Regions from separate parts of the Homo sapiens genome. Here all the other regions are linked to region 1. Evidence: chromatin loops called from intact Hi-C (ENCODE). Cell type or tissue: heart right ventricle. All regions are shown on one strand. Links, peaks and the distances in the headings refer to the core of each region. The heading gives the core; the rest is flanking DNA. Region 1 overlaps RBFOX2 (RNA binding fox-1 homolog 2). Region 2 overlaps RBFOX2 (RNA binding fox-1 homolog 2). Region 3 overlaps RBFOX2 (RNA binding fox-1 homolog 2).

Region 1 (10,168 bases), core at 915-8,914:
TTGAGTAGAAAAAGGGTTTATTTCAAGCATATTGAATTTTAGAAGCCTGTGGGGCTGCAGCTGGACGTGAGTCTAGACTCTAGGAAAGCTTTATGAACTCCAGTTTGGATTTAAGAGTCATTAGCTTACAGGCAGAAATGGGTCTCAACAGTGATCTTTTCAGTGGAGTATGGGAAGAAGTTGGCCTACAACTGAGCCCTAGAGGAATAACAAGATTTAAAAGAGAGCTGGAGGAAGAGGAGCCTACAAGAGGCAGAGAGGCAGCCAGAGACAGGAGTGCAGTGCTGGCTCTGATTTCTGTGGGGTTTCCACAAGAGCAGCACTTAGAAACACTAGCAGTCAGAGGTTAAAGGCATACACTTGGGAGCAACTGCCTGGGTTTGGATCCTGGTTCTGCAACTTCCTACTTATGTGACTTTGAGAAAGTTAGTTAATCTCTCTATGCGTCCAGCTTCATCTTTTAACAGAGGAATAACAATACTGTCAGGTATAGGCTTTGATTTCTCCTTCCTTAGAAGCTGATGCATTAGCCTGTTATTGTTTCACGGATATTGGTGGAAGACACACGACTCGGTGAGAGGCAAAGGACTTTATTACTCACAGTGCAGCAGGCAGCATGAGCACCAGCATATGGAACAGTTCCATGAGCCCCCGAGTCCCACAGGCCTGGATAGATGTGGCGCAGGTAGTAGGTTTGCGCTGCAGCTGAGGAGCACTGAGCTTAGGGGATCCACCTCTTTTATAACAGGTAGTAAGCAAGCTTGCTGTTTGTCCTGAGGGGATACAAGTTTTCTTGCTGCAAACACAACCCCCAGAAATGGCCTGGGGAAGGGGCAATCCAGGTTTTGCATGCTTGTCAAACCCAGCAGGAAGGCAGGAGCAGGAGCTGCAGACAGAAGTGCCTCAGGGGGCACCCGCCTCACAGAGCTGCTGGGAAGATGAAAGGAGTGAAAATGGGCAAGTGCCACCAACAGCGCTCCACACTCATGTCCACTGTTGTTACTAGGGGTGGCAATGTGGAGGAAGGCAGGGCTGAAAAGTGCATCATTTACATCCAAAATGGAAAGCAGTAATTCAACAAATAGGTACTGAATGCTTACAATGCACCAGGCAAATGGAGATACAGCAGCCAACAGAACAAAGTCTTTGACCTCCAGGTGCCTGCATTTTAGTACAGAAAGACAGACACCAAATAAACTACCAGGGGAGCACATTGTACAGGGCCTTGTAGACCAAAATAAGGACTTGGAACTGGCTACGGGATGGGAAGCCAAAGAAGTTTGCACAAAAGCACGTCACAATCCGATTGAACAGGCTGTCGAGAGAACAAACTTCGGCGATGGAGAGCTGTCGGAGAAAAGGTGGAGGCAAGGAGACCAGTTTAGGAGATAAGACGAGGCCGGGCAAGGACGTGCCAGCTTGGAGTGGGTGGTGGTGGTGAGGTACTCGCTCACTTTGGCCTGTCACAGTCCAACACACAAGGGAAGCAGCCTTGGGAACACTCAGCAGTCAAGCAGGTGAACAGAGGAGCATCCGTTCACTGTCATCCTCAGGGGCTGCTTCCAGGTACTGGAGGTAGAAGGCAGGCAGCCACAGGGTGAAGATCAAGTAATTGGAGTCAGCCGGTAGAAACTTATTCCAGAAGTTTGCCACAAAAGAAACAACTTAGGGCCAGGTGTGGTGGCTCACACCTATAATTCTAGCACTTTGGGAGGCCGAGGCGGGTGAATCTTTGAGGTCAAGAGTTTGAGACCAGCCTGACCAACATGGTGAAACTCCGTCTCTACCAAAAATACAAAAATTAGCCAGGCTTGGTGGTGCATTCCTATAATCCCGGCTACTCACGAGGCTGACGAAAGAGAATTGCTTGAACCTGGGAGGCAGAGGTTGCAGTGAGTCGAGATAGCACCACTGCACTGCAGCCTGGGCAACAGAGTGAGACCCTGTCTCAAAAAAAAAAAAAAAAAAAAAAAAAAAAAAGAGTACAAGGAATAACTTGAGATTTTCCAATTTTTTTTTTAACTTAAGATCTAAGCACGCTTAAGTGCCAAAGGGACTATTGAGAGGAAGAGGCAAACCAGGCAAGGGAGGAAACTGAAGCAAAGCACCGAGCAGGTGGGAAAGGCTGGGATGCAGAGCACAGGTGTGGGGTTCACGGTGATGTGAAGAATGCCTCTAATAGAACGAGAGAGAAGGGGAAAGACACCCTGTGTGGAATTCAAGTAGGCTTGTAGATCTGGTAGGGAAACTTCATTCAGGGAGACTATGTCTGACAACCTCCATATTCTGTGAAATAGGAAGCATGATGATCTCATATGGTGAAGTGAAGGGAGTTAGAGATTTATGGATTATGGAGAATTTCAGAGATTTGGGAATTATTGGCTGAGAAACGAAACAAATGCAGCAAGGGATGGGTTTCAGCACAGGTAAGAAAGAAAAGAGGCCAGGTGTGCTGGCTCATGCCTGTAATGCCAGCACTTTGGGAGGCTGAGGTGGGAGGATCACTTGAGGCCAGGAGTTCGAGACCAGCCTGGGCAACACAGTGTAGCCCCATCTCTACAAAAAATGTTGCCGGGTGTGGTGGCGTGCACCTGTAGTTCCAGCTTCTCGGGAGGCTGAGGTGGGAGGATCACTTGAGCCCAGGAGTTTGAGGCTACAGTGAGCCTTGATCACACCACTGCACTCCAGCCTGGGCGACACAGTGAGACCCTGTCTCAAGGGGAAAAAAAGAAAAGAAACAGGGAGGAAAGGGCTAGGCAGGACATATTTTCTATGGCTGAACAAAAAGTGAAGGAGCCTGGGTGGCAGCCGGAGAGCCAGGGGCAGCAGGGACAGAGGAGGCAAGGCAGGGAAATAACACTTTGATAAGGTCAAGTGGGGCCACAGCCCCTGGCAAGGACAGTGTCTGTGGTACAGTAAAGGCAGCAGTTGAATCTAGGGGAGGGTGGACGGTGAAGAAGTGAAGCTGAAAGATTTCAGAAGCAGCTTTTGGACAGACTGGAGTTCACAGCTGGGGAAGCTGAGAGCAGCTGACACACGCTTACCTTCTGGCTTCTCATCACCATTTAGAACGTCTCACCTTAGAACGCCTGGCACTTTTCCTTCTTGTCCCCCCCGCCCCCCGCTTAAAAAGTCAAATCCAAGTGGTATCTTTGGAGCCTCAGGCAGAGGCAACAGGGAACGAGGATTAATACACACAGCCCAAAGAATGGTGTTTCTCTCTTTTATTTAAAAACAGTGCTTCATTACCATGTGCAAAGGCTGAGGCAGTGCTCCTCCTTCGCTTAGAGTTTATAAAAGCCAGCAACATGATCAATAATTTATACACATGGAGAGTAATACAAAAAAATAAGGAATAAAAGCTAAAGATCTAACTACTCCGACCTTCACAATTCCAGCTACTTGATAATAATAGGAGTAACCCAATGAATACTGTATGGTCTGAAAGCTACTATACAATATGATTCTTAACGAGAAGGGAAGGGAATTAGAGACTGTCACAAAGCCCTGGGATGCTTCTCTGGAGTTAGCAGGGAAACAGGACCCTGGGCAAGCAGCTCGGGTGTCCTAGGAAGTGATTCTGGGGGAGGACGGGAGGGGAGAGAGAAGGCTAGGTGGTCGATTACACAAGCATCCCATGTAATGCCCCCATGCCCCAAAGGTACCTGTTTTGCCATGGCAATGGGAGGGGCTGGAGGAACAGCATGTTGCATGTAGGGATGGTCCGGTCCCTGCCATGGGGAGTGGGGAGAAGAGGAGAGGTTCTGTGGCATTTTGAGCCTTGCAAAGATTTGGACTGAAAAGCTCAGAGACTCAGGTAGGTCAGCCTGTCAGGGACAAGTACACTCCACCGGCTCTCTTCTCGCTTTGCAGCCCTAGCTTACGCGTGTCAGCCCCAGGTTTGCTCCAGCTATTCACAAGCAGAATATAACACAAGAAAAACAATTCATATCCCTTAGGGAAAAAAGAGGATCAATTCATCACTCAATATATAATACAGCCAAAATGAGCTGCCAAAACAAGCACACACACAAATACTGTGAACAGAAAAATACAAGAAAATGACTAAGCTGGGAGTCTTGACGGGGTATGGACATTGCTTAAAGCACTTATCAGTCCCCAGAAAAACCAAACCAAAAACATTTTTTAAAAATTCAGAAACTCATGTACCCCCTGGGAAACTGGTGTTGGTAACAAAGGGCAGGGGGTGGGGAGAGAAAAGAGAATCACTGCTCCCTTTTTGCTCGCCAGTGTGAGTGGAGTCCTCAGGTCACCGGCATGTACACAAGTACCAGACAAGGAGGACCAAGTCCCTCTGCTGGTGGCCTCCTAAAAGGCAAGGCTTGAGTTTTGGCTGATGAGCAGTTCTCTCCGTTACCAATCCCTGCCAACCAGCACTACCATGGCTGAATTGATCTACCGTTTTCCTGAGTAAACTGTAACTGGCTACAGTTTCGGTAACATGGAAAAGAACTCAGCTACTACAGCCAACTGCAATACTTCAGGAACCCCCTCCATCCCTGGGCTCCTCACTCCTAGTGCATCTGATTGAGGAATCTGATAACTTGCTGCAGTCTGGTCTGTTAGCCTCATTTGCAAAGAAAGGTGCCAGGGACTCTATTACACTCACTAAACCAGAGGGCACACGCTGGCTTAGGACACCCAGAGCCTACTTGGAAAGGGCCCTGTTTCATGCTCTAGCTCTTGGATGGCTATTGCCTGGCTGATCAGTAAAGCAAGTATGAAGGAAGTACATAGGAAAAGGAAAGGGAGGGAAGAGGCTTTTGGACAGTAACATTTCCAAAAAAATATAGTGTTTTATGCAACAGAGAATCAAGTTTCACTGTGTATACTACAAATGGTCAAACATTTTCAAGAGCATGACAAAATAAAAACACACAAATTTACGTCTGATGTTCACCTTGCCCACTATTTTTTTTTCCTATCTTAAAACAGTGCAAACAGGTAACTTATGCTTTTAAAACACCACGACCCCTTCCCCACCCCCCAAAGTCCCTTTCCTCCTAGTATCTGGGGGAAAATCTGCAATTCTGCAAATGTTACTGCGCTAGAGGTTGCAAGCAGCGGAGAACTGGCTGAACTTGGCAAAAGGCAAGGACTGGTCAAAGCTTCCCCTTTCTCCTCCTTAAACATCTAAGTGCTTTCCAGTCTGTCCCTTGGTTGGCCTTGTTCTCCTGCCAGAGGGAAGGGGGTTCATCATGCCCTTCTTGCATATCCTTGGGGTTGCTTCCATCCCTGTTTGATGTCTCCCTCATGTCTGGAAGCTATATAACTAGTTACAGGATGGTAGTGATTAACCCACTTATCTGCTAGATCTCTAGTAAAGCATAATTCTAAGCTAAGAGCAGTTTAGCCCCTGAGGAGTCACACATTTGAGGAAAAGCTGCTATCGATGACTTCTATTGTCTAGATTTCCACTAGCTCCCCTCAGACTAAAAGTTGTGCCCCAGTCCACTTCTTTCTCAAAGAAAAAAAAATGTTGGCTCAATTCAGACTGTGGCTGTTGAAGGATGATGGTGATAGTAGGTTTTGTTAAACCTGAGAGCCTGACAAATGGTGAATCACAATGGCTGATCTGAGTTAATGGAAATTGAACTAGGTGACATGAGGAATTCTGGAAAATGCCTATGGGCAGCTCTCTGGGCTCTAAGAGGGACATGGAGATAAAGGTGTTCACTAGAGGCCTCCTTTAAGGAGCCCAGCTTCCAAGAGTACAGAAAGTCCAGGTCATGAACTATAGTAAAGCTGAAAAAGAATCATGCATGTACTGTGATTTAGCATCAGTAAGTTTTCTGGAATTATCAGCCAGCATCCTCTAACAAACTCACGAAATGCCAGACTCCTCTGACTCTCTTTTTTAATACAGTGAGAACCAGAGTCAGGAACAGACAAGCAGTGCTGCTTCGAGCAACCTGCCTCTGGTGAAGTTGACCGTACGGAGTCTCAAAGTTCAAAAGGTGACGGGGAGGTTGATACTGTGAAATCCAGATGCTTGCAAGAGCCCCAATTCTCAGTGTTGACACTGAAAACCAAAGACCCTTTCATAAAAAGCAGAACTCCATTTATTCTTTCTTAGAAAAGGGAGCTGGAGGAAGCGGTGTTAAACACCATCCCTGGAAATGCAGCAGAAACCACTGGAAAGCACAGAGCTTGCCTTTGGAGGCCTCAGCCAGAACCAGCTGAACTGAGATGCACTCAAGGTGCCTCAAGCTCAAGATTCTGCCTCTCTTAAAAGGTCTGTGGGAGCCGCCTTCTCTACCTTTCCCATTATCCTTACCTCTTTCTAGGAAAAAAGAAGAGAAAAACTCTTAAACTCATTCTCCTATTCTCCCCTGCTATGGATAAAACCATTTAGAATTTGGCCTAGTCTCCACTGAATACGTGGCTTGCCATCTTTTGGGAATGGCCCCTTTGTGATCATGACCCCAAACTTCTGTTTTTTTAGTCAGCTAAAGTTCTCCCTCAAAGCAAAAGCAAAAGCAAAATCCTCCCTGCCCCCATTCCCTAGAACTGTGAAAGCCCGCATCCCATTCCCCGCTCCTCTAACTAAAATATTTATATACATACAACAAAAATTGTCTTAACAGCAACAAACCAAACTTTGGCTTGGGGTGGGGGGACCCTTAAAAATGGCCAGTGGACTGGGCAGTTGGTGTCCCCTTATTCTCTGTCTTCCTCCCCAGAGTCAGTAATAATTGCATCGAGGCCTCTAGCTTCCTTGACATCGCCCCTAGTTTCAGGCACAGCCTCTCTCCCAGTTACGAGGCGAGACAGGATTCTGAAGGGGGAAAGGATATGTATTCTACACAACAGGTCAACGCCCTCTCAGATATATCACTCTGCTTACAAAGAATGCTTGATGCTGTCATAGGTCAGTCATTTTAATTCAGGGACATGAGTCAGTTATCAGTCAAGAACATGTGTGGAGGCAGGAGTTAAAAACAAACCCAAAACAAACCCATAACCAGAAGCTCCATGTCTCTGAATTACTCCCTTTAGCAGCTGTCCCTTGGGTGAAAGGTCACCCTAGTACCAATGTGACTAGACCAGGGAGCCAAAAAGACCGTGCTTTTCTATTTCCTAATGCCTTCATTTGGGAAATGCTGTAGGACACTTGCTTTTATCAGTTCTATCTAACAGCTAGAAGAGAAACACTCCCTCCTACCTTGATAACATAGAAAATTACAGCCAGATGGCAACGGCAGTGACTCACTGCGCGACTCTTTCTGGTGATATAGAAGACCCTTGCCATCGCAGACCCTCCTTCCAATATGGGAGGGCAGCAATCTCAGGGCCTCTGCATTTTATGTCCTGTAGTGTTAATGTGTACAAAGTGGTCCGGGTGCTCAGCGGGGTGTTTTTGGAGGACAGTGAGAAGCTCAGCGGGATAGCCACAGGCTCAAGACTGTGGATAGAGAAGTGACTCATAAAGGCTCTGGAAGATGAAAATTCCTATGGCTTTGGAGCAAGTACAAAGTGCCTCTGCCTGCCCTTCCATGTCCTCATCACCAAAACTTCCAGGGACTACTGACCTAGGACCTGGTACTCTATCTTTCCCCAGCAGATTCTTTATTCTATTTTTTAAACTTTGTACTTTCTGAGGCAAGAAAAAAGTAAGAAATACCAGATCTTCTAATATTCCTTTTCCCTTCCTCACCCTCTTTAATGGCTGTCAACAATTTGTACTTCTAATCCTCAAGACATCTGGGGGAAATCTGGTCACTGGCTTATTCACTTTTCTGTCCCTGGGTCCTAAATTCCTGAATCTTATGGACATGAGAGCAGGGTGTTAATAAAAGAATACATGAGCTAAGCTGTGGTTCAATTAAAGGAGAAGAAGCCTAGAAGGAATGCTAGGTTACAGGAACAAAAAGAAATGATCTTTTTCATACTCCAGAGTTCATTCTGAGATCGGTTTCCTAATGAGGTGTTTATTATCCACTGTCTGAGAGCACGTTTGGAAATATCAATACTATAATTCCAAAAACTATGCCAGCTGTCTCAGGCTGTGCGTGTAAGATGATTGTAAAAAGAACGGAGAAGACAGGAGGGAAGAGGAGAGGAAAGCGTCTTTTTAATTCTCCTGCTTTGTAAGCACAAATTCCTATCTATCAGCATGTGGATTCCAGCCACAGCCAACCAGAATTGCCTGTCAAAGACCAGAAACTCAGAAGACTAGAAGAATATCCTGTTGCAGAAAGATCTCTTCCACTTCTGCTTGTCCCCCAGTCATTCAGCACCAGATACACTTTGGTAATTCTGTCTGCTGATTTCTGATCAGATGCATTTATCGGCTCCTAATGTCTCTCCTTCCTCCTTGACTGCCTCTTCCGTGATTGATAGAATAAGCTAAGCACGGACATACAGACATGGAAATGCATTATTTTTTTTTTTTTTACCACAGTTTAAAAAAAAAAAGAAAAAAATGCACAATCTTTGGAACAAAAGAATTAAAGGCAGAAATTTAAAGGAAAAATACATATTCAAAGAACATAGTGAGGTATAAAAAAGTATTCTTTCTTTTTTTGTGTTTTTTTTTGTTTGTTTGTTTGTTTTTCCTCTTCATCTTGCTATAGAGTTCCTCTACTAGTAAATATTGCAATAGCCAGGCCTCATGAACTGGGGGGCTGTCCCATTTGCAGGGGTCTCACGTCACTTCAGTAGGGGGCAAATCGGCTGTAGCCACCTCGGTATAAACTCGCCTGCAGTAATTAAAGAGATAAAAATAATTAAAAGGTTGATGAGAGAAGCATTAACAGTGAAGAAAAATGTCCAGAGAGGGATCTAGAAACAGCCTGCTTCGAAGCCTCAAAGCAACTGATCAAGCATTGCCTTGTGCAGTGAAGTCAGGAAACCAACTTCTGCTTCTAAGGTGCTCAGACCAGAGCCCAACACATTTATTGCTGACCTGATATTCTCAAGGAGAGTATGACGACATTTTATTTCATTATTTACATGAATTAGCACAGAAGGGAAACAATACACAGTTGAAAACAAGTTCCGCAAAGAGTTTGATTTTTAAAAGCACAGGTTTTTGTTTACCTTGATACAGCCTTATAATCCTGGTGGAAAACAGATCACCAGTTTCTCCTTCTCACATATGACCCATCGGCAGTGCACGTTACTTCTGACACGATCCCTGCCATGTGTGGTCACAGCCCATGTTTGAGATGGTGCCACATCTAAACCTGAGCCAGTCTTTAATAAAGTCTGTTTCCTCTATCATCTACGAAGCACACCAACTAGGCTGTTTCTTGACATATTCACATTTACATATCTAGCTGGGGTTTTAACTAGGCTTTATTCCTTTATGTTTATCAAATGACTTTATCTAATGGCTTATCTCTTTCAATTAGAAGTTTCCCAGGAATGCATCTTTCTCAGGTCATTCTTTTAGCATAGGACTTATATCATTTTAGGACGAAATACAACCTCAGGCACTTCTACCACTGCCGTTATATTGTAATGCTCTACTTCATTTATAAACATATATTCCCTCAGGGCCCCCTATTACTTCCTTCCACAAATCTTCATCAGTAGAAATTTGGTGTGAGAAGTAGCTTTCTCATATTCCTTTAGGTCTTACATTTTACATTTCATTCTGTCTCCTTTTCAAACAACTCTACCCATGTCCAGAGGTAGTTGCCCAGTTGCATTTTGGATTAGAGAGAAAGCCCTGGCAGAGGTGTCACTGTGGAATGGCCTGTCTTTGTTGCAGCCTGTGAGTCCTAATCACTGAAACTGGAGGCATCCAAGCCAACACAATAATACTGCAGTGAGGTGGTTGGTCAGAAGAAATTATGCTAGTTCTATGGACTTCTTCGATACTTCTATCAACAACACCATATTTTGCCACAATTGTTATCAATAATCAATAATAAAATATCCTATAAAGCATTCACTTAGGAATTTCTAGTACTATCTACCAGAAGGCTTAGGAAGAGCAGAGACATCCTTTAGATTTGCATTTGAAACTTAAGTTTTTGAAAAGCTTACTGTGAATACTACAGCCTTATGCTCCATGCTCCTTTGCCAACACCTATCAATGAAACTATGCCACAGGTATGCACTCAACATTTGAACCAATAGAAAACATTCACCAGTTCCCCTATTTCTCTCGCAAATCATGCCACTACTCGGGGCATAT
Region 2 (10,168 bases), core at 680-8,679, 170 kb after region 1:
TACACCTGAAATATGTAACCCTGTTTTAGCATTTTACAAGTTGTCAAAAGGTAATACAACAATTTTAAAAGTAACGCTAGCAATATTTTTCTTCATTCAAAAGAAAAATACTAAATACAAATATAGTTTCTACTTAGTATGCAACAATCTATCATGAAAAGTGCAATGTCTCCGAGCAATGTCTTCGAGAAATAAGGGTAACATGTGAGTCCCCCTGTTGGAGCGAAGTGGCACAATCTCGGCTCACTGCAACCTCCGCTTCCCGGATTCAAGCGATTCTCCTGCCTCAGCCTCCTGGGTAGCTGGGATTACAGGCACAAGCCACCATGCCCGGTTAATGTTTTTGTATTTTTAGTAGAGACAGGTTTCGCCATGTTGGCCAGGTTGGTCTCCAACTCCTGACCTTAGGTGATCCACCCACCTCGGCCTCCCAAAGTGCTGGGATTATAGGCGTGAGCCACTGTGCCGGGCCTTACTTTCTTTTTTAGGCAGAAAAAGAAGATAATTTTTAACCTGTACCCAAAGGCATAGACAATACAAATGTAATCTATTTTGATGATTGACAATCATAAATATTTACTTAATTTCAACAAAGTCATGATTTTTTGCTCTTTAAACAAAATATAACTGAATCTCTTTAACTTTTATACTTAAAATGATTTAACTTCTCCAAAATGTTTAAAGTTTGAAAAAAAGCCAATGAAGTCACTTCCTGAAGCCATTAATTCATCTTTTTAACACTACTTCTGGTGACTTTAATCCACACACACATTGTACGTGAGTCATACTGATGCTGTGTTATTCAATTCATTATATTTTGAAAAGTACTCTATGGTCAAATTAACTTTGAGAAACACGGTTTAAGCAATTTTATTGTTTGCCCAATTTGAATTTTCGCAGGCTTCTAACAGGATACTTAAATTAATAGATGCTTTTTTACAAATTTCACATATACTCATAGGAAGAAAACAAGCTATCCAGGGGTGTCAGAGATAGGTAGCTGACAGGCAGACAGATGCCAAGAATTTGCTCCACAATTTAAAGGGCTACAATCAGGATAACAGAAGTGTGAGAAACAGACTCAGACAGCTTAAGGGTTTTTGTTGCCCAGAAGGAATACCAATGGAAGGGATACCATTGTCCATTTCTATACCTTTCTGTTCTGAATAGCCATATCCAAGCAGCTTTACTGTGTGAGATTCCTGGAGAATTAGAAGTACTCCCACTTCCCTAGATGATTCATTTGTAATGCCAACTTATGTGTCTGAATGCATGCAAAGGAGGTTGAGGGTCTTCTGAACTAGCGGAAAAAAACTGAAATAACATTATTTTCTGAGAAGGTAATCTATTTTAATCCATACAAATCCATTTGGGCTTTACCATTCTATCCCATATATAAGCAATGGCTGCAGCATCAAAATGTTCCTTAAAATTAGTACATGCCAAACTCTATAAACTTATTTTCAGGCTATGACTTTACTTTTAATAACATAAATGAGTTCAGTGGGACTTATTTTAATTATTTCTGAAACGGTTTATTTTTAGTAAATATAATAGTCCCCCACATGGAAAGCTATAACCATGACAAAAATTTTCTAGGAGGAGATAAAACCCTATTTATAGACCTATCAGTTGCTCCTTGCTTAGGTTGTAACATAGTTTCCACTTTAAGCCTGATATGACCTCCCGGGACTTCTCTGGTCTCTAATAATGTCCCTTTCATCCTGAAGTTTCCCACATTTATCTTTATCTCCCCCAGGTACTTAAGTTAAGCTACTATGGGTTGGGGGAAGGGAGAAGGAAAGAATCTTCTTTGTAAAAGCCATCTCCTACAGAAGAGTTTTAGGTAATTTTCAGGAACTTAAAAAATGAAAGATAGTTCTTCACTTGGTGGGCTTTTTTGGGAGAGAACCTCATAAATATTCAACAATCATCAGGAATACTGCTACACAGTAATCAATGCATATGGGAAATGGAAATGGCAACAAGGCCTACTGGTGTCTTAATCGACCTCTGATTTATCTTAAAGTTTTGCATCTTTTAAAAATCCAACAAGAGTAAAGGTATTTTAATATACAGGATACCACATTCTCTAATCAGAGGAAAGCTAATCAAGGGAGCCAAAATATAAATAAATGTAAGAAATTTTTCCTAAAAATTGTGATCTCAGGGATTAAGTTGTTATTATTGGTGTTGTTTACATTAGCTGCTGGTATCGTTACACTCCTCACTTAAAATGCTAATTGGTGGAATCTCCCCTTCCCAATCTCTGCCTATGACTCCATCAACAATTTTAGAAGGTATAAGTACCTTATTCTAATCCAATGAGCCATTTTCAATTTCCTTTCACTAGCAGTGGCATGACCCATATCCCATCTCACCCCAGCCCTTCCCCACTCCATACTCTGGATAAAATTTTTAATGAACCCTGTTTTTACTGCTCCAGCAAATCCTAACCCCTTTCATCTCTAAACCTCAACAACATTTGCTGGTCTTGGTTCACTCATTTTTTTTTAATCTTAAATACATACTTCTTTTTTGTTAATTCCATGTTTGTAGGTCTTGTATCCTGAATGAGACTGCAAATTGTACTCAACGTAAAGGCCTAGTGGGCAATGACACATCTTATCTCAGCATCATCAGTTGGTCATGCCAACTGACTGGCATATAACAGGCACATAATAAACATTATGGAACTATTTGTTGAGGTGATCTGGATGGCAGAAACAGCATACTACGTATACTTCTCTTATATGAATCTCTCAGAGCACACCACTGGGAAAGCCCAACATAAAGTGTGGCAGAGCTAAATCACAAGCAACTCCTCAAGAGAGGAAGGGAGAAGAACATGAGCATTCATTAATACCAACCCATCTTTCATTAGATTCCCATCAACATTCTCAGGAGCTCAAACAGATGGTGTGAACACAGGATGTACCAAGTGATGGAGCAAGCAATAACATTTCCTCACCGCAAGAAAATTCTTCCACCTTTTCCATCTACCTATATATTACTTAACCTTTAAGGCCTACCTCTTCCTGTCCACCCAATTCACAGTGAAATCCCCTAAGCTCTCCAGTACCTGAGGATGAGTAGCTATTTAGCATTTTCACTTAAAACAAGGGATGGATCCAAACTTTAACAAAAATAATTCAAAATAAACACCAGTAAAAGTCACCTGATTGTAAAAGTTGGCAAACACCAGGAAATACTTCTTTTAATTTTTTTTCAGTTGTTAAACTTATCATATAAAATGTATTTCCCTTTTTAAAAGAAGATATATGGGTTTTCCGGGGTGATCTGAGCTGAGGCATGAGCATGAATGATCAAATAAAACTCTCAAGATCATATCCCAGAGGCAGCATGGCATTGAAGAAAGAACTGAGGTTTGAAAGTGAAACAGACCTACAATCAAATTGCCAAATCACCATTCATTAGCAGTGACCTTGAGCAAGTACTTTAACCCCTCTTAACCTGTTTTGTAATCAACAAATGCAGAATTAAGATGAAAATTAGAAATAATGTACATAAAACACCTAGGCCAGTGCCTTTCTTAATAAATTTCAATTGTTAATGGTTTTGTCTATTGTCATTTTTCTTAGCCCACAACAAATGACAGAAAATGATTTATTGGCAAATCTGACATTTTAGGGCTTCTACTGTAATTTTTTTTTAATTGGAAGTAACCAAAATATTAATAAGAACTCACCTTTAAAAAGCTATTTTCTCTGTGAATTTAAAAGTAAACCGTGGCCAGTTGCAGTGGCTGGTGCCTATAATCCCAGCACTTTGAGAGGCAGAGGAGGAAAGGAAGATTGCTTGAGCCCACGAGTTCAAGATCAGCCTGGGCAACATAGTGAGACTCTGTCTCTATTTTTAAAAAGTAAAAAAAGTAAGATCTGCAGGAAGAGAAACAGAAAGTGTTCTCTTGGGTAAGGTGTATCTATTAAATCAGATGGCTAGGATAATTTACAAGCAAAAAAATAAAGCTCTTTAAGGGAGCGCCTAACAGGATATATATATCCTGTTATTTCTATTGTGTGTGTGTGTGTGTGTGTGTGTGTGTATACATATATAATTATATCATTATAATATGTGTGTATATGTATGTGTGTGTGTGTATATATATATATAGATGGATAGAGATATACCGATATATATATGGTTTACTCCTACCTGGAATTTCTATGATATCTATAAATCTATATAGGTTTATAGATATAGATATCATAGAAATTCCAGGTGGGGATAAACCCAATATTGTAGTATCTATGTCATAGAAAGGCTATGGGTAAAGATAATTTTTTAACCTAATCAAAATTCTGCTCCTCCCTCAAACCAGGGATATTTACCTGATAATCACAAGCCAAAGGGAAAGAGAAAAGAAAATATCTGCCTGTCTAAGAAAAGGGGAATGAGGAAGGGGTGGGCAGAGCTGGCTATAAAGGACGGGAATTTCTTTATGGAGGAAGGAGAAAATTGAATGCTGTACCATCTTCTTTTGCTGCTTTCAGGTGATGGAGGAATCCCTAAGTCATTTACTTGCTCTAGTAGCGGGGCTGTGAAAGAGGAGACAGTAATGTTTGGTCCTCCTACAGGGCAGGATTAAAAGCTGTGAAGGAGTTAAAGAATATCAGAGTGAAAATGCTGGCAGGACTTCTAGGGCCTTTTTAGCCAGCCTAGTGGAATGGAAGAGTCTGGGCATTAGAGCCAGATGGGCCTTCCTTAAGTGACCTTGGGCAAGCTGGACAGCCTCTCTAGCCTACACTTTTCTCATCTGTAAAATTGGGTTAACAGCATTTGCCCTGCAGAGTCATAAGAATTTAATAAGGTAACAAATAAAAACAAACTGCTTCAGAATAGGCACTCAATACAGGTTAAATGCTTTTCCCCTAAACCTCAAGGCTAGCGATAAAACGCCACTGGAATATATAGTGATATACCATACATGCCCATTTTCTCCTTTTCCTCTCATTGTGCATAAAGAGAAGCAAGTCTAAAAAGAGAAAATAACTTTTCCAAGGTTGCAATACTAGTTACTGGCAGAATTGGGGCTAAAAGCCAGTTCCTTCAAGTTCAATGCAATGTACCTCGCCTCATTAGGAACAATCCCTTAGGGATGGGCTCTGAGAGTAGATGCCAACAAGAAAACAAGCTAACTGCAATGTCTGCCATTCCCTGTGATTCAGATACCTAAGAGTTAAACATTCAGTCTCAGCTACAGCTCCGGAGTTGGCTGACTCCTTAGGCACTGAAATCCATTCCTCTACGTGATTGGTTGGTTCCCAAAGGGGTGGGGAAGAGGAAAAGGGAGAAGAATGTCACCCGATCCCCGGGGGTAAACAACAGCAAAAGCATCTGCTCAGGTTTTCAACTAAATCTGTGAAATATTTCTGAACACTTGACCACCAAACTTGAAAAACTGTTAACTTCTGACCTTAATCAAAAAGGTTGTTCTGTAATGACCAGATCCTTAGTAATGCAATCTGGACAAACAAATGCAAAAAGACAGTTTAATATTTCTCTAGCACAAAATTAGTACCCAGTGCTCGTGTGCTCTAGGTGCTTGAAATCGACACTGCCACCAACCCTCCTCCCCCTTTGCCATTACAGAGAGAAACCAGCCTGCTTGCTTCCACCCTACCATTTTACTCGAACTCTGCCATTTCGGAAATATGACAGGACTACACAATCACATTCTCTCCTCTGAGCCACCTCCTTTAAGAGCAGCCCCATCCCCTTGTAACTTTCTGTAATTATGTTAGCACACATGTGCAGGGCAGAGAGAAGGGAGGGTTTGGGGAGAGAGAAACCCAATACCCTGCCAAATCCATTGGGAAGTCTGCCCAAGTTATTAATCCAGGACGGGGCCACTTAACTAAATTAGTTGAGGCAATGCCCTTCAATTGTAGCTAGATTCTTTCCCCAGGGGAGAATGCAGGAAGTGTCTGCCTCCTCAAAATCTTATTACCCCAAACAACTCTTTTTTTCTTCAGAAGTTTCTCTCTCCCATTTCAAAGCTATGTACAAAATACTTTTGTTTTATGCAGAGAATCAGAGAGGCAGCCGCTCTCCCTGAGTACACTACAGGGACTCCACACGACTGGTCAGTAAGGAGCTGCTGAAAAGTGCATTCCCTTTGTTCTTACAGCCACAATGAAATTTTAAAGTCCCAATTATGTAAACCAGGGTGAGGGATGAAGAGCTACAGTTAAACCAAAGAGAAAGCCTCCTGCAGAATGACTAAACCTGGAAGTCCTTTTACAGTCTCAACCAGTACATGAATCAGCTCTAGTTCACCTTAATACGGCACCAGAAACGAGGAGTAAGCCATACCCTCTCCCAGGCCCACCCTAAACAATCTGGAATTGCTGGACAGATCATCTCTCAGAAACTGTGTAGACTACAAATGACCCAAAACCACTCTACACTCACTCAAAGAGGAAAGATTCCTCAATACTGAGCACAAGCAAATCAGCTCCAGGAAGTTAAGTGGCAGAGGCTCCGTATGCCTCCTCTTTGTCTCTATTCTTTAATCCCAAAGCCAGATTTAATCTAAATCATGTTACTAATGCCCTGTGCTAACACAGATGTCTCATTTATAAATCCTAGGGAACATAAGTGACTTAGCTCTCTTTCACAGTAATGCTCAGCAAATTAACTACTCAAGGAGGTTCAGTATGGTTACTAAAAACATAGGCTTCGGTATCAAGCTAACCTAGATTTAAATGCCTGTTCTACCACTTTCCAGCTCTGTGACTTGCTCTTCTCTAAAGCCCAGTTTCTTCATTGGTAAAATATGGCTTCTACTGTCCACCTTATAGAGAGAATGGGTGTTTGCATGTTTGTTTGTTTGTTTGTGACAGGGTCTCACTCTGTTGCTCAGGCTGGAGTGTAGTGGCATGATCTTGGCTCACTACAACCTCTGCCTCCCGGATTCAAGCAATCCTCGTGCCTCAGCCTCCCAAGTAGTTGGGATTGCAGGCATGGGCCACCAAACCCGGCTAATATTTGTATTTTTAGTAGAGACAGGGTTTCGCCATGTTGTCCATGCTGGTCTTGAACGCCTAGCCTCATGTGATCTGCCTGCCTCGGCCTCCCAAAGGGCTGGGGTTACAGGCACAAGTCACCGTGCCCAGCCAGGAGAGTGGTTGTTAATAGTAATGAGGAGTGGGCCGGCCGTGGTAGCTCATGCCTGTAATCCCAACACTTTAAGAGGCTGACGCGGGCGGGTCACCTGAGATCAGAAGCTCGAGACCAGCCTGGCCATCATGATGAAACCGTCTCTACTAAAAATACAAAAATTAGCTGGGAATGGTGGCTCATGCCTGTAATCCCAGCTACTGGGGAAGCTGAGGCAGGAGGTTTTGCAGCAAGCCGAGATCACGCCACTGCACTCCAGCCTGGGAGACACAGAGAGACTCTATCTGAAAAATTTAAAAAAAAAAAAAAAGAGTAATGAAAAGTGGATGGTATGTGCATATGTGCATTAGCACAATACCTGATGCATAGCAAGCATTCAGTAAATAGTACCTGGTACTATAAATTATTATTAAGGACCATAAAACAACTTCTATAAAGGAATAACACGGCCATCTGACAACCTTATTAGCATTCCTGCATCTTACCCATCCCATCATGAATGGTAAACAGCATGAGAATGCCAAAATTTATTTAATGACTATATTGAGCAACTCCTAGGTGATGGGGGAAAAGAGTGAAGGATACAACTTCTCCCTAAAAAGGAGCTCATGTTGGTAGGGGAAGACACAACAAAAAAGAAGGGGAGGAAGAGAAAGTACTGAAAGGGGTCTCAGTATGGAACTACTACCCAGCTTAAGTGTTCCACTGTGAAGGGGCTGGGTTTAGATCTATCTCAGCCGTCAGGGTCATGTTGAATAGATCTGTTAGGGTCATGGGGCAGGAAAATGTCAGAAAGCAAGGCCCATTCTGGAATTCTATACACTAAGAATGAGGGGAGGGGACAGTGAAAATGCACAGTGAGAGAAGGATTTTTATCTTTTCTCTTCACATTATGCTAGGCAAAAATTATAGCAGGCATAGAGTTGACAACCATGATCAAACATTTTCAGGCAGGAACTACAAGATGACTGCTTGTTAGGTTAGTGTAGCAGCACATATTTATTTTTTAGCAAATAGACATGGGGCTCTCAAGGAATTATAATCACGTAGTCATGAAGATACTCACTGGACACAGTGCACTGCACGGGAGGCTGGGAGAAGGGGAGGCCAGAAGGGGCTGGGTTCTGTAAGTCAGTGGCGTGCAAACTCACAAACCAGTGCTCTTGCTCTTTCCTATAAATTTTCATCATCACAATCGCAATCTGTCAAACTCTCAAATACACCTTAAAGCCTGCACTGCTGATGGAGTACAGCAGGGCTTGGCCACTCCTTGGTCATGACAGTACATGTTCTTCAGGAAACAGCTCTGCACTGGGAAAAAAGCACTCCACTGAGAATGAAGGCTCAATATCACAGACTCAGCTTTGCCACTAGCAAGAGCTATAAGAAAATAAGACTATGGATTTGGTAAGTCATCTAACTTCTCTGGAACTCAGTTTCCCCAAATGTAAAACGGGGGTGATATGATTAAATGTAGCGCTGACATTCAATGGCTCAGGAACTGAGGGCCAAGCTGATGTCCTCTACCCAGAGTTCTTGTTTCAGTGTTAGGGCTGACATGCCAAAGGGCCAGGGTATCAAGACAAATGATTACAATTCACTCTCTAAACTAAACTGAAAGTTCTGGCAAAGTAGAAAGCCATCCACAACATTTCTGGTGTACAAATTAAAAAGACTTACATCCTGAGCCATACCACTCATTTTATGAAGGTATCTCTATTCCTTGGAGATTAAATCAAGAAAGTAATTAACAGGAATCAACAGAACAACAGTAAAGTCACCTGGCACCCAGAAGGGCACATTGTTTGCTTGCTAAAGGAGCCCTCCAAACTCTACAGCTGAGAAAGCATACAGGGGCCCTAGAGTCAGCATTCATTCCAAAAACACAGGAATGATGGTTGCTATTTCTGCTTAATAGATCAGGACCTCATAAATGGGTGTCATCTTCACTGGACGAATCATATAGTAAGAAATAATCTTACAAATGCCAGCACTCAACAAACTGGCAGCTCTTTAGAGAGGACTCTCTGGGGACCCAGAGCTGCAGTAACTGAGGGAAATGTATCCAGATTAGATCAGCAAAGGCCTCTCCAGTTCCCCATGAGGTATTGTAGGGGGCAATGGTGCTGGCCAACACACAAGATTTACACAATGAGCTCCCTGAATACTGCACGTGTTCGGGTCAAAAGAGCTGCCACTCTGCTACAAACAATTCATGAAGCAGCAGATGCCAACTGTCCTGTCACCTAGGCCTTTAGCTGCAATTCCTCAAGAAAGCCTGATAGCCTTGGTTTTCATAGTAGTCACCTATTCCTCCCATTTTAAATTAAGGAAAATAATCCTATTTATTGTCTCAGTCTCTTCACCTTTCTTTTCCCAACATAAAAACATGTTTTCCCACCATAAAAAAAAAATATTAAATAAGATGTGGTATATCCACATAATGAAGTATTATTTAGCAATTAAAAAATGAAGTACTGCTATAACATGGATTGTGCTAAGTGAAAACATTATGCTAAGTGAAAGAAGCCAGACACAAGGGACCACATATTCTATTGAGTCTATTTATATAAACTGTATACAGAATAGGCAAAATCTGTAGAAAAGTGGAGACCACTTGTTGCATAGGGCTGGGGAAGTAGTGGGCATAGAGGAATTAAGAAGTGATGATTGGCCAGGAGCAGTGGCTCACGCCTGTAATTCCAGCAGATTCAGAGGCTGAGGCGCGTGGATCACTTGAGGTCAGGAGTTCAAGGCCAGCCTGGCCAACATGGCGAAATGCCACCTCAACTAAAAATACGAAAATTAGGCAGGTGGCATGCGCCTGTAGTCCTAGCTACTTAGGTGGCTGAGGCAGGGGGATAGCTTGAACCTGGGAGGCGGAGGTTGCAGTGAGCCGAGATCATGCTACTGCACTCCAGCCTGGGCAACAGAGTGAGACTGTCTCAAAAAAAAAAAAAAGAAAAAGAAGTGATAACTACGGGGAATGGAGTTTCTTGTGGAATACTAAAAATGTCCTAAAACT
Region 3 (10,168 bases), core at 831-8,830, 99 kb after region 1:
GACAAAATCAGACTTGCATTTTAAATGATTCACTCTGGCAATGACCTCTAATGAATTAGTTTCCTGAATTTAATCATTCTAATAGTAATAGAGAAACATTTAAGAGTCTGGGGAATAGACACAATACATTGTGATGGCAGAATGCAGCATTTCTCACTGCCTAGAAGAGGTTGAACACTGGAGCCCACTAAGAAAGGTGCTACAATCAAAAGAGCAAAGTATTTACTGCAGGGGAGCCTTGTATTTGTGCCTGGCAAATTTCACATACAAAATGTTGGGAGGAAATGTTCAAAAAAGATTTGACAGTGGTTTGGAAATGTTGAAAAAAAAGAGTGAGGAATTATGACTTCGGAAGGGAACATGTGGGATACCAATAATGTCAGATCCCGGAGAGGAATGGTATACCAGAAGGAGACCAGGGTGGGTAAGGGGGGGCTGTATCACCTAGTATGACTGGTTCCCAGAAACTATCTGTCTACCATAAACAGATGTCCAAGAAACAACCCCTAGGTAAGGAATTACATGATGAAAAGTTCAAATTTGAGAGAGATAAAATTGTTTACATATGGCAATCTGTGTAGATCAGAGTTTGGAATTTCTCAGGGGAGAACAGAAAACTGGAGGAACAAAACCAGGAATTTGAGCTTATGCCTTATCACTGAGAGGAATGAGGAATGTCATTACTGTTCAATATGAAGATGTCTCCTGTAGCAATACAAATTTAAGTAATAGGTTGTCAAATATTAAGCTTACCTAGACTCAATTGCAAAGCTAAGGAGAAAGATAAAGGAAAAAATAGAGAAGGGGGCCAAAAAAGAAAGAGAAAAGTGTGTGTGATTAGGGGGTGACTAAGACGGAAAAAACAATTTAATGAGTCAAGATTGCTCGGATTTCATCATAGCTTCATTTATGAAATTCTGTTTATCTTTTCAAGAAAGCTAAGTAATTTTTAGAAAAGCAATACTTTTCAAGAGACAATCTTGGCCTCAGCGAAGAAATGATTATAACTGAAGATATGGAGCAATGTAGAAGAATTCAGAAAGAAACCAAATCTCTGGAAAAAGTGAGGCTTTTTTTTTTCATTGTAAAGGAACATAAATTCAGTCTCCAACCCACAATCCCCGCCTATCCTCCAACTCCCCAAATCCTGCAAAGCCCATAGAAAGTGGAAAGTGTGCCAAAACAAACAGTGTGGCTGCAGCTCCGTGGATGAAGGGTGGGATAAGGTTCGAGTGGCAAGGGAGCATGACTGGCAGGCAACCGAATGGAATCACTTTAAAGCAGTGCCACAAAATGGAGACTAAATGCTGAGAGGACCTCCAGAATTCAAAGAAAATGGGATATGCTTAGCAAAATCACAGAATAGATTCTCTACTCCAACTCCTTTCAAAAACCAGACAAACAAAAACAGGAAAAGAGAAAATGAAACAAAGCAAAACATACCTGCTCTCTTATCTGTCTTTAATTAAAGCATAAAATACCCTCCCTCTTCTCTTCTCCCAACCACCCAGGAACAGAAGAGCGAACTGGCAGCAGCTCAGGTGAAAGACTTCAGCCTTCCAGCTACAAAGAGGGGAGATAGCAGACAATGGAACTGGTGATTCATTACAAAAGAATACACTCCAGAGCGGCCTGCTGCCACATGGACTCACTGCACTATTTAAAGGAACAGCAACCCCCTTTCCAACCTCCCTTATTCCTAACACCTTCCCTCCTCTTGGTCCTGATGGAAAACAGATTTTGAAGAAAATGCCAGCAAAGCACTGAGCTGTCCAAGAAAGGGAGGGCTTTGTGTTCCACAGAAACTGGCAGTCTTATACCATAGTAGAGTACAAAAATTTTCTTTCACATCCATACTGTAAAATCTTTTCCTCTCTGCCTAGTACACTTTCCCTTTCAACAATAGATAGTATAACTGAATTTGAGTTTGGCTAAACATTTATTTTTTACTAATTAGTGTTGAAGTCATTTGCAATTTTGTTTTTCGAATTTTACACATAGTACAAGAATGATTTATCTTTCCTTCATATTCCATATTGCTATTTTCATAAATATGAGATGCAATAATCTGGTCTATATGCCCAAAAAATAAGAGATCTCAGTGAAATACTCCTACAACATACACATGAACAGCCGATAAAATTAACGTTTTAAGTATCACATAAGCATGTCTATCGGCTATATTAGAATTTTGTGATTAAATTGCCATTTGCTTTTTAGCAGAGCACTGATTACTTACTATAAATGACAGAGTAGTTTGATAATTAAAACAAAAACAGGCCCTATAAAAGTAGAGCATATGTAATAATAAAGCGCATACACTGTGCAAATACTGACAAGGATCTAATATGGTATGATGAAAAAGTCATTCACTGAAAGCCCTTTTCCAACAGCTGAGCAATGGAAACTGGGGACTACAGAGATGGTATCATCTGAAGATGCAAAGAACCTAAGTAGCAAAACAGTGAAAACACATCCATACATCGCTCTTACATTGTAATAAACCGTTTAACTTTGAAAACCCAGGCCTAACCACCAGTATAGACATTCTATATTGAGAAAGCTTATGTGACAGGTCATTATCAAATGTTGGGATTGGATGTCTGGCTCAAACACACACACACACACATGTGCACACACACACACACACGCAGGCACAACACAACACAACCACAGGACAAATGAAAGACTTGGCCCAGCTGGTTATTTCCTTTGATTGTTTTCCCCCTAGATTACTAACAACTATGTACATTACATTAACACAGAAAGTATATACAACAAAACAAATACGCTGGAATACTGAAAATTCACAAATTTGATATTCTATCCTTGCCAGTTGTATAATTTCAGGATGGGCAAAAACTCATAACTTTTCTTCAATATTTAGCACATCCTGATAAAACAGGTGATTTTATTATTAGAATTATTAAGCACCCCAGAATCTCTCTTTCCAGTTTCCATTTATTTCTTCTACTTCATTCCTAAACTTATGGCTTCTTTAAATACTAATTATTACGACCACAATATTAAGTGTGCATAAGCATGTGCACTCTAACTTAATGGTCACACACACTACACTTACCAGCTCCTCTAGAAACTAAGGGGAAATGTTCCAAGAGGCAATAGAAAACTCATCATAAAAATTTCCATTTTAGATCATTCTTTCACTAGTTTAAAAAATAAATAATGAAAAGTCAAGTCATTGAAAAGCCTTCAGTAATTGCTAAGCAAGAAGAGAGCTGTTACCCTCTAATATTGCCAGTTAATAAAAATTGAATGAGGGCTCTAAGGTTAAGCAAGTATCATCTCCCAAGCAAAAAGAGAATCCAGAAACAGGATTTATCTTTTATGTAAATTTTTTTTAAAAAATAAAGCAGTATTTCTTTTCTTTTTTTTTTTTTAATTCTTCAGCTAAAACAGCGGAAGAGGTGATTTATTATATGGTTGTTACACTCGGCCACAAATAAACACAGAAATAGTCCAGAATGTCACAGGTCCAGGGCAGAGGACCAACATGGGCATTTTGTTTATGAGCAAGGTGGGTCTCAGAGGTGATCGGCGATCAGAGGGCGATGAAGTTCTAGATCCATTGAGACAAGTTCTAGACAGTAGCATGCAGTCCCACAACTTGTACCAGCATCCCCAGCGTCTGGCATTCCATGTTTCTGCTCCTGTGGCCTCCACGGTGCAACAAGCTAGCGGTTTACTTGGACCTCTGCCTCATCTTTCTTCTTTTGCGCTTCAGCCTGCGCATTCGCTTCTTCCTCCACTTGGCTCTCATGGCACAGAGGTTTCCAAAAAAATGGCGCTAAGGCCGAGAGCATAAAGCAGTATTTCAAAAGAGGTAATTAGACTGATGATGAGGGGATAACACATGGAAGAGAAACATTTCAAAAGCTTCTCCGCTTTTCCAAAAGAGGAAGGAGTTTGTTGAAATTTTCTAAACTCAGATTTGGTGAAAAATTACTTTGAAAAGATATATTTGAAACTTCTTTCCTCTGGGTCCCAATGGGAAAATATCCCTACAGGTTTCCCTCCTTCCAAACAGCACTGCAGGGCATTATATAACTAAACAGGATTCCAGCTCCTAAAATGATGCCTCCATCCTGATAACTAGCTGGCTCTCTCGCCCTCCGGTGGTTACTGGGAGAGGAAGAGAAGAGAGAACACAAAAAAAGGGCAACCTCCTTAAAAGGAAAGCACTGTCCAGTGATGAAATTTCCACAGAGCATAGAAACCTGGAGTGAAACTGATCTTAAGTCTGAGACTAAAGGATTTGAATGTCCTACAGTGTAAATGATTTCTCATTGATAAATCAGAGCCTCATCATTTCCTCTTAACCTATACATAAAGGAAAAAGGGTAATGGAGCGTACAGAAGGATGCTAACAAGAAAAATTGCCTTGCCAGGGAGAACTGTGGAAGAGCATTCACCTTTCCATTTGTCAGGAATGACTTGCTAAAATGCAGATTAGATATTGCCTGGCATAACCAAAAAGAGGCAGGGAGAAAGAGGGGAAAAGGATGAGGAGAGAAAGGGGGATTGAGGGGGTTGGGGGAGAGAGTGAGTGGGAGTGGGAGAGAGAGAAGAGAAGAGAGAAAAACGAGAGGGGAGACAGAGGGAGGAGAGGTATCTTCCATTTCCTACTCTCTCTCCTTCAAATGTATTTTAAAGCCTGTGTGATTGTGATTTATACATTCAGATTCGTTCTCCTGTCAAGGAGGGCTCTACCTGCCTCTGTCACACCTGAATGCTCCTACTGAAAATTTTCTTTGCCAGTAACAAAGGCATGAAAATGAAACATTCTTTTCTAACCTTCATTTTTAATAAGCAGTTTAGAGTAACAGCAAAACTACAATTCCATAGCCAATCCTGAGAAACCAAAGTGAACAAGGAATCAGATTTCCCTATAACACAAATTCTTCTGAAATTCTTAAAAGGAATCCTGCTCCCCTCTTTTTGGCAGTCTACAAGAATCTCTTCCTACCTCTGCAGTCTTTCTCTCCCTCCCTCTTCTCAGAACCAAGACAAAGAGGTAGACAAATCCCCACAGGGTCTTTCCTGAGCTACAGCTGCACAGTACAGGAAACAGGAATCTGCTATGGAGTTGAGGGAGGGGGAAGAAAGGATACGGATACATAACACACACATAAACGGACTCAACAGACACAGACTTTTCAGCTGATAACAATAAATCTGGTCTGTTCTAAGAAGACAATAATGATTAAAACTCTTCTTACTATACTCCACCCTCAAACCTTTATTTAGATCCCAGAGAGGAGAAAAGAAACATGCCGAGGAAGCACAAATCTTACCTGAGTTACCATTTTCTTTTTCTCCATAAACCAAACGGATAGATGATAAACCTTTCAAAGCAGCCGTGCTGGGGCACACCTCCACAGCTTTCTTTTCCACCCCCCTCCCCCCCCAATCTAGCTATTTAAGGGTGGGTAATTGATCTCTCTTTATACCGTTTTCCTTCCTTTTTCTTTCTAATGTTTCTTCCTTTCTTTTCTCTTCCTCTCTGGCAGTCTCTCCCCCTCCTTCTTTCTCCAGCTCCCTCCCATATCTCAGGCAGATGGCTGAAGGAAGCCCCACCCCTGAATGCCTAAGGTAATTAATCAGAGTAGAGCCCCACCTCTTCCTCCTCCCCCCACCCCCTCCCAGCAGGCTGACATCTCCCAACTCCAGAAGCAGGCCTGCTGGAGAATGGCAGTTTGGTGTACGCTGTGCGCACGCGTGTGTGCGTGTGTGCGTGTGTGTGTGTGTGTGTGTGTGTGTAGGGGGGAGGAGGTAGGGAGGGGCAAGCGCCATGTGCTGGCATATTTTAAGGATGCGATGATGGAATTAATTATATAGCACTGGAAGCATTCATAGCAGCTTACTATAGTTCATACAGATTTAAGAGATTCCAGCCATGAATGTCAAATAAGAAATGAAACAAAATTATTTTTAATATTAATAAAACATTTTTACTGATGTACAGTTTATAGATGCAGTGGATTTAACAAGAAAGATGTGAAGAAGTGAAAAGCTATTACATGACCACTAACTGGAAGGTTTTTCAAGGAACAGGAATATGCAAGAACTTGCTTGTCCTGGAAGACCAAACCAGCCTAGTGAGAGCAAAGGACTAAAAGAGAGGACACAGGTAATGAGAGGTAATTTAAATGATTTTTTTCCTACTATAAAAAATACCTGGAGACTCTGAAAAAGGTGTCTACAAATATGACTGCTTAAGAAACTTAAGAGATACACAAAGGTGCATGCAAATTTGCTTAAGGCTTCCAGCTTCAATAAAATTTTGGTTAACTGAAAATTCACCTTTTGTTTTCTCCAGCCTTCTATGTTTCAGCCTTTATTGAAAAAGGTAAATCCTTTCTTATATATACCCTAGAAATTTGTGTCATTATTGTAAATAGTAATTGTTATAGAATGCTGTAGCTACAGGTTTAGGAGAATACTGACAATAAGAGTTTCTTTAAAGTTCTCTTATTAAAATAATATAATTAAAAAATGCATCAAAGATGTGGTTCAGTCCAGAAGTTGGTCTAATTCTGCCCTTTACTAGTGATCTTGGAAAAATCTTTAACCTCTGAATATAAACTTCATAATTTCCCTATTTTATATTATCACACATTCAAATAAAACAATTTATAAAATGATGAGTTTATCAGTTGTCTCATAAAATTAAGATTTTCTAATTTTTTACAGCATTCTAATAAATAGCTCATTCTGAAGGATTTATGAGATATTTTAGTTATGCTATGTATTTTTAGGATATACTTTCTAAAAGACTACCCAAAGGTTAAAAAGATTAATTCCAAAATTAAGCTTCCCATTTTTAATTTTTATCTATTTTTATTTTTTACAAGCCCACGGCTAACAACACGAGCTCTCCATTTAAAAAATAAACATCTACAGAAATCTAAATTCAAAATAACAAATCACACTGAGAATACATAGTTTTTTGCTGTCTCCATAAGGACTGTTTGGCAACATGCAGTACCAGGCTTTTAAAAATGTTCTGTATTGGCCAGGCGCAGTGTCTCATACCTGTAATCCCAGCACTTTGGGAGGTTAAGGCTGGTGGATTTCTTGGGCCCAGAAGCTCAAGACCAGCCAAGGCAACATGGCAAATCCCTATCTCTATTGTGAATTCAATTTTTAAAATTTTAAAATTAAAAAAATGTGTTGTATAACACCATTGGCTGGCACACTGCCAATACAACATCATTACACCCGCTCCTAAATTAATAATCATTTTAACAATTCTGAAAGGAACACAGGAAATACAGGACCATCTGTGGAACCTGGAGAAACTGATGTAACATAGTATATCAGGCTCTATTCTGTGCATTTTACAGATATCTGTATACTTGTGGCATAATCCATAGTAATAATTTTAAAAAGAATGAGATCTTCAAATATTAGGAAAAACGCTGAGTAAAGTAATATAGATAAGTACTAGGCCTGTTCTTATTTAACACTTTTTAGAAGTGACCTGGAACACAGAATATATAGTACTCTCTGAATTTGCAACTGAAAAGCCAATCAGAAGGAGATAAAAAGCAGTCAAATTTTCTAAAGACAAAGTGAGTAAGCAGAAAATGGGCAGGTGAGTTTCACTGGAAGCAAGAGCAACCCAGTGTATTTTTGGAAAAAATCTTGAATCATACTAATGGGATAACTGTGTTTTCAGTTCTAATAATTGAAATAAACCTCAGAATCACTGTGTATCATTCTCTGAATCCTCTGGTTTATTACACTATTCTTGACAAAAAGCCTGGGGCACTAAGAAGATAGCATCTCCCCCACAATGTCCCCCGCCCCCATCCTTAGAAAAGCAGCAGCTACCTTGACACTTAGGTGTGACTGCAGCCTCCATACATCATGGAAAGAGACAAGGCCCCAAGGAGTTTTTTTGTTTTGTTTTATTTTGTTTTTAAAGAAAAGGGCAAATGAGGGGTCCCCACATGCAAAAAGTCCAAGACTAGGATAAAGGTTTCCTCAGGCCAGGAATTCATGCTACTTTTCTACATTTAGAACCAATATTTTACAGTGCAAATAGGCTTAAAAATTTATTACAGGAAAGAATTGGTACAAGCTTAAAAAAAATGTTACAATGATTTTTATAAACTCACTGAATGACAGGCTCATAGTGAGGTCTGACTGGCACAATGATATTTTGAAGTGTGTCCCTGGTATTATAGAGGACAATTTGCTCCCTGGTGTCCAAGAGAGAGAAGAGCAATTGAGCAGCCTGGGTCTGACCCAGCAAAACTGGAGTCCCCTGGTGGCTGAATGTGCCCGGTAATGTACCAAGGAGAAAATCATTTTAGGACATTTCCTGTATGTGTGTTTGGGAGGAGAGAGACAGGCAGGGGCTGGGAAGCTTTGGAACAGGGTGGGCACGATGAGATGTCAGCTAATGAAGGAGGCCCTGCCTTCTCCATGGACAAATCCCCAGCTTTCAGGACAGTGTCTGGGACGTGGTAAGTACTCAAGAAATATTTATTAAATAAACAAATGAAGGAAAGAGGTACTTCTCCCTGTAGTCTCAACTCTTTGAGTGTTTCATCCAATCTCCAGAACCCCAGCTTCCTTTCCTCCATACTACTCAATTGAAATTTACCTTACTGAAGTCACTGAAGACCTCCAAATCATGGCCAAATTTAATGGACATTTTATGTCTTCTTTGATTTGTCTGTGGTATTTGGCATTCCCTCCTTTGGGAAACTCTCACTCTTAACTTAAAATGATACCAGTCTTTCTTAACTTTCCTCTTTCCCTGTTCACCCTCTTCTCCATCGTACTCTTCTTCCTCCTCTACCATCCTCTCAATTGTTGTTGTTACTTGCAAGGTGTCATCCTCAGATCTCTTTTTACTGCACACCAGAGGTTCTTAACCCAAAGTGCATGGTTCCTAACACAGGCACCCCAGTAGAAATTTTTCTTATATGCATTTCCACGCAGAGAGGATCTGTAGTATTTATCAGATTCTCAAAAGGGTCCAAACCTCAAAGAAGTTAACATTGCTGACCACACTTGCTCAAGGTGTTCCAACTCATTCTATCACTTCAGTTACCAAGAATTTACCCTGACGGCTCCCACATTTCTATTTTTGAGCACATACATCTCTTCTGAACACCATGTTTCTATTCTTTTTCCCTTGAATATGGCCGACTATATGGGTTATTCATCCTTCAAGGCTTACTTCAGAAATCCCCTACTCCAGAAAGCCTTTCCTGACCCTACTTGCTCCCACATCTGGTTTAGGTACCCTTATCTGTGAGCATACTTTACCTTAGCACCTAATCCATGGTACATAACGGTTGGAGTTACTGTTCTGCATAACTATGACTAGACTATGAGCAGTCTGAGGGTAGAAATCATGTTTTATACTATATCCCCAGTTCTTAACCCAGTATCTGAATACACAGTAAATGAATGTTTGTTGAAATCAAACAATAATGCCTTGATTTCTATTACTCTAGCCATTTATTTATTCACACATGGATACATCAGAATGAAGAGCACCTATGTAGTTATCAAAATATTATAAAAGCATTCTTTCTTCCAAGAGCGCACTTGGAGATATCTTCAAATTTATAAATTTACTTCACTTTTTTTTTTGAGGTGGAGTCTCGCTCTGTTGCCCAGGCTGGAGTGCAGTGGCACGATCTCAGCTCACTGCAACCTCCACCTCCCAGGTTCAAGCGATTCTCCTGTCTCAGCCTCCCAAGTAGCTGGGATTACAGGCACACACCACCATGCCCGGCAGTTTTTTTTTTTTTTTTTTGCATTTTTAGTAGAGATATGTTTCACCATGTTGGCCAGGCTGGTCTTGAACTCCTGACCTCAGGTGATCCAACCGTCTTGGCCTCCCAAAGTGCTGGGATTACAGGCGTGAGCCACCGCGCCTGGCCTTACTTCAGTTTTATTTTCAGTATCTTTCAGAAATCTGAAGCTGAAAGGAAGATGTACAAAAAGAGTGGGAGAAAGGCTTTATTTTCAATTTTATTAGAATAGTTCAGATTCTAGACAAAATAATACCCACTCATTTAAAAAAAATTTTTTTTAGGTGTTCTTGTCATACAGAAGTAACTCAGCTTCCCTACCTTCCACCCACATACCAGCACTGCTATAAAAGTGGATCTAAGAGTCC

Evidence for each region. A loop is a pair of places that touch in the nucleus more often than their neighbours do. Peaks named below come from ENCODE experiments on the same cell type or tissue, not always from the same donor. Only the 100,000 strongest peaks of a DNase experiment are listed, where the experiment ranks them.
Region 2: a loop joins it to region 1, with 3 times the contacts of the local background. A loop is called at or near these places in 25 of 110 quality-filtered maps.
Region 3: a loop joins it to region 1, with 2.1 times the contacts of the local background. A loop is called at or near these places in 10 of 110 quality-filtered maps.

Annotation. Positions count from the first base shown.
Region 1 is chr22:35,735,527-35,745,694 of GRCh38, forward strand. RBFOX2 (RNA binding fox-1 homolog 2) reads right to left here. Exons shown (of 14, transcript NM_001349999.2): 14 at 3,210-8,723. The coding sequence ends at 8,679. Among named protein-coding and RNA genes, the nearest start is that of APOL5, 23 kb to the left of the region's middle. In heart right ventricle, for the core only: a CTCF peak has its summit at 4,337; no DNase peak of the experiment used is centred there; H3K27ac peaks cover 2,960 bases.
Region 2 is chr22:35,909,441-35,919,608 of GRCh38, forward strand. All of the region lies in intron 2 of RBFOX2 (RNA binding fox-1 homolog 2), which reads right to left. Among named protein-coding and RNA genes, the nearest start is that of RBFOX2, 110 kb to the right of the region's middle. RefSeq lists an enhancer at 6,937-7,616. In heart right ventricle, for the core only: no CTCF peak of the experiment used is centred there; a DNase peak (open chromatin) is centred at 5,271; H3K4me3 peaks cover 2,022 bases; H3K27ac peaks cover 8,000 bases.
Region 3 is chr22:35,834,877-35,845,044 of GRCh38, forward strand. All of the region lies in intron 2 of RBFOX2 (RNA binding fox-1 homolog 2), which reads right to left. It also overlaps the pseudogene RPL41P3. Among named protein-coding and RNA genes, the nearest start is that of APOL5, 120 kb to the left of the region's middle. In heart right ventricle, for the core only: CTCF peaks have their summits at 4,149 (motif pointing left) and 8,301 (motif pointing left); DNase peaks (open chromatin) are centred at 1,616, 5,715 and 8,337; H3K4me3 peaks cover 4,462 bases; H3K27ac peaks cover 7,793 bases.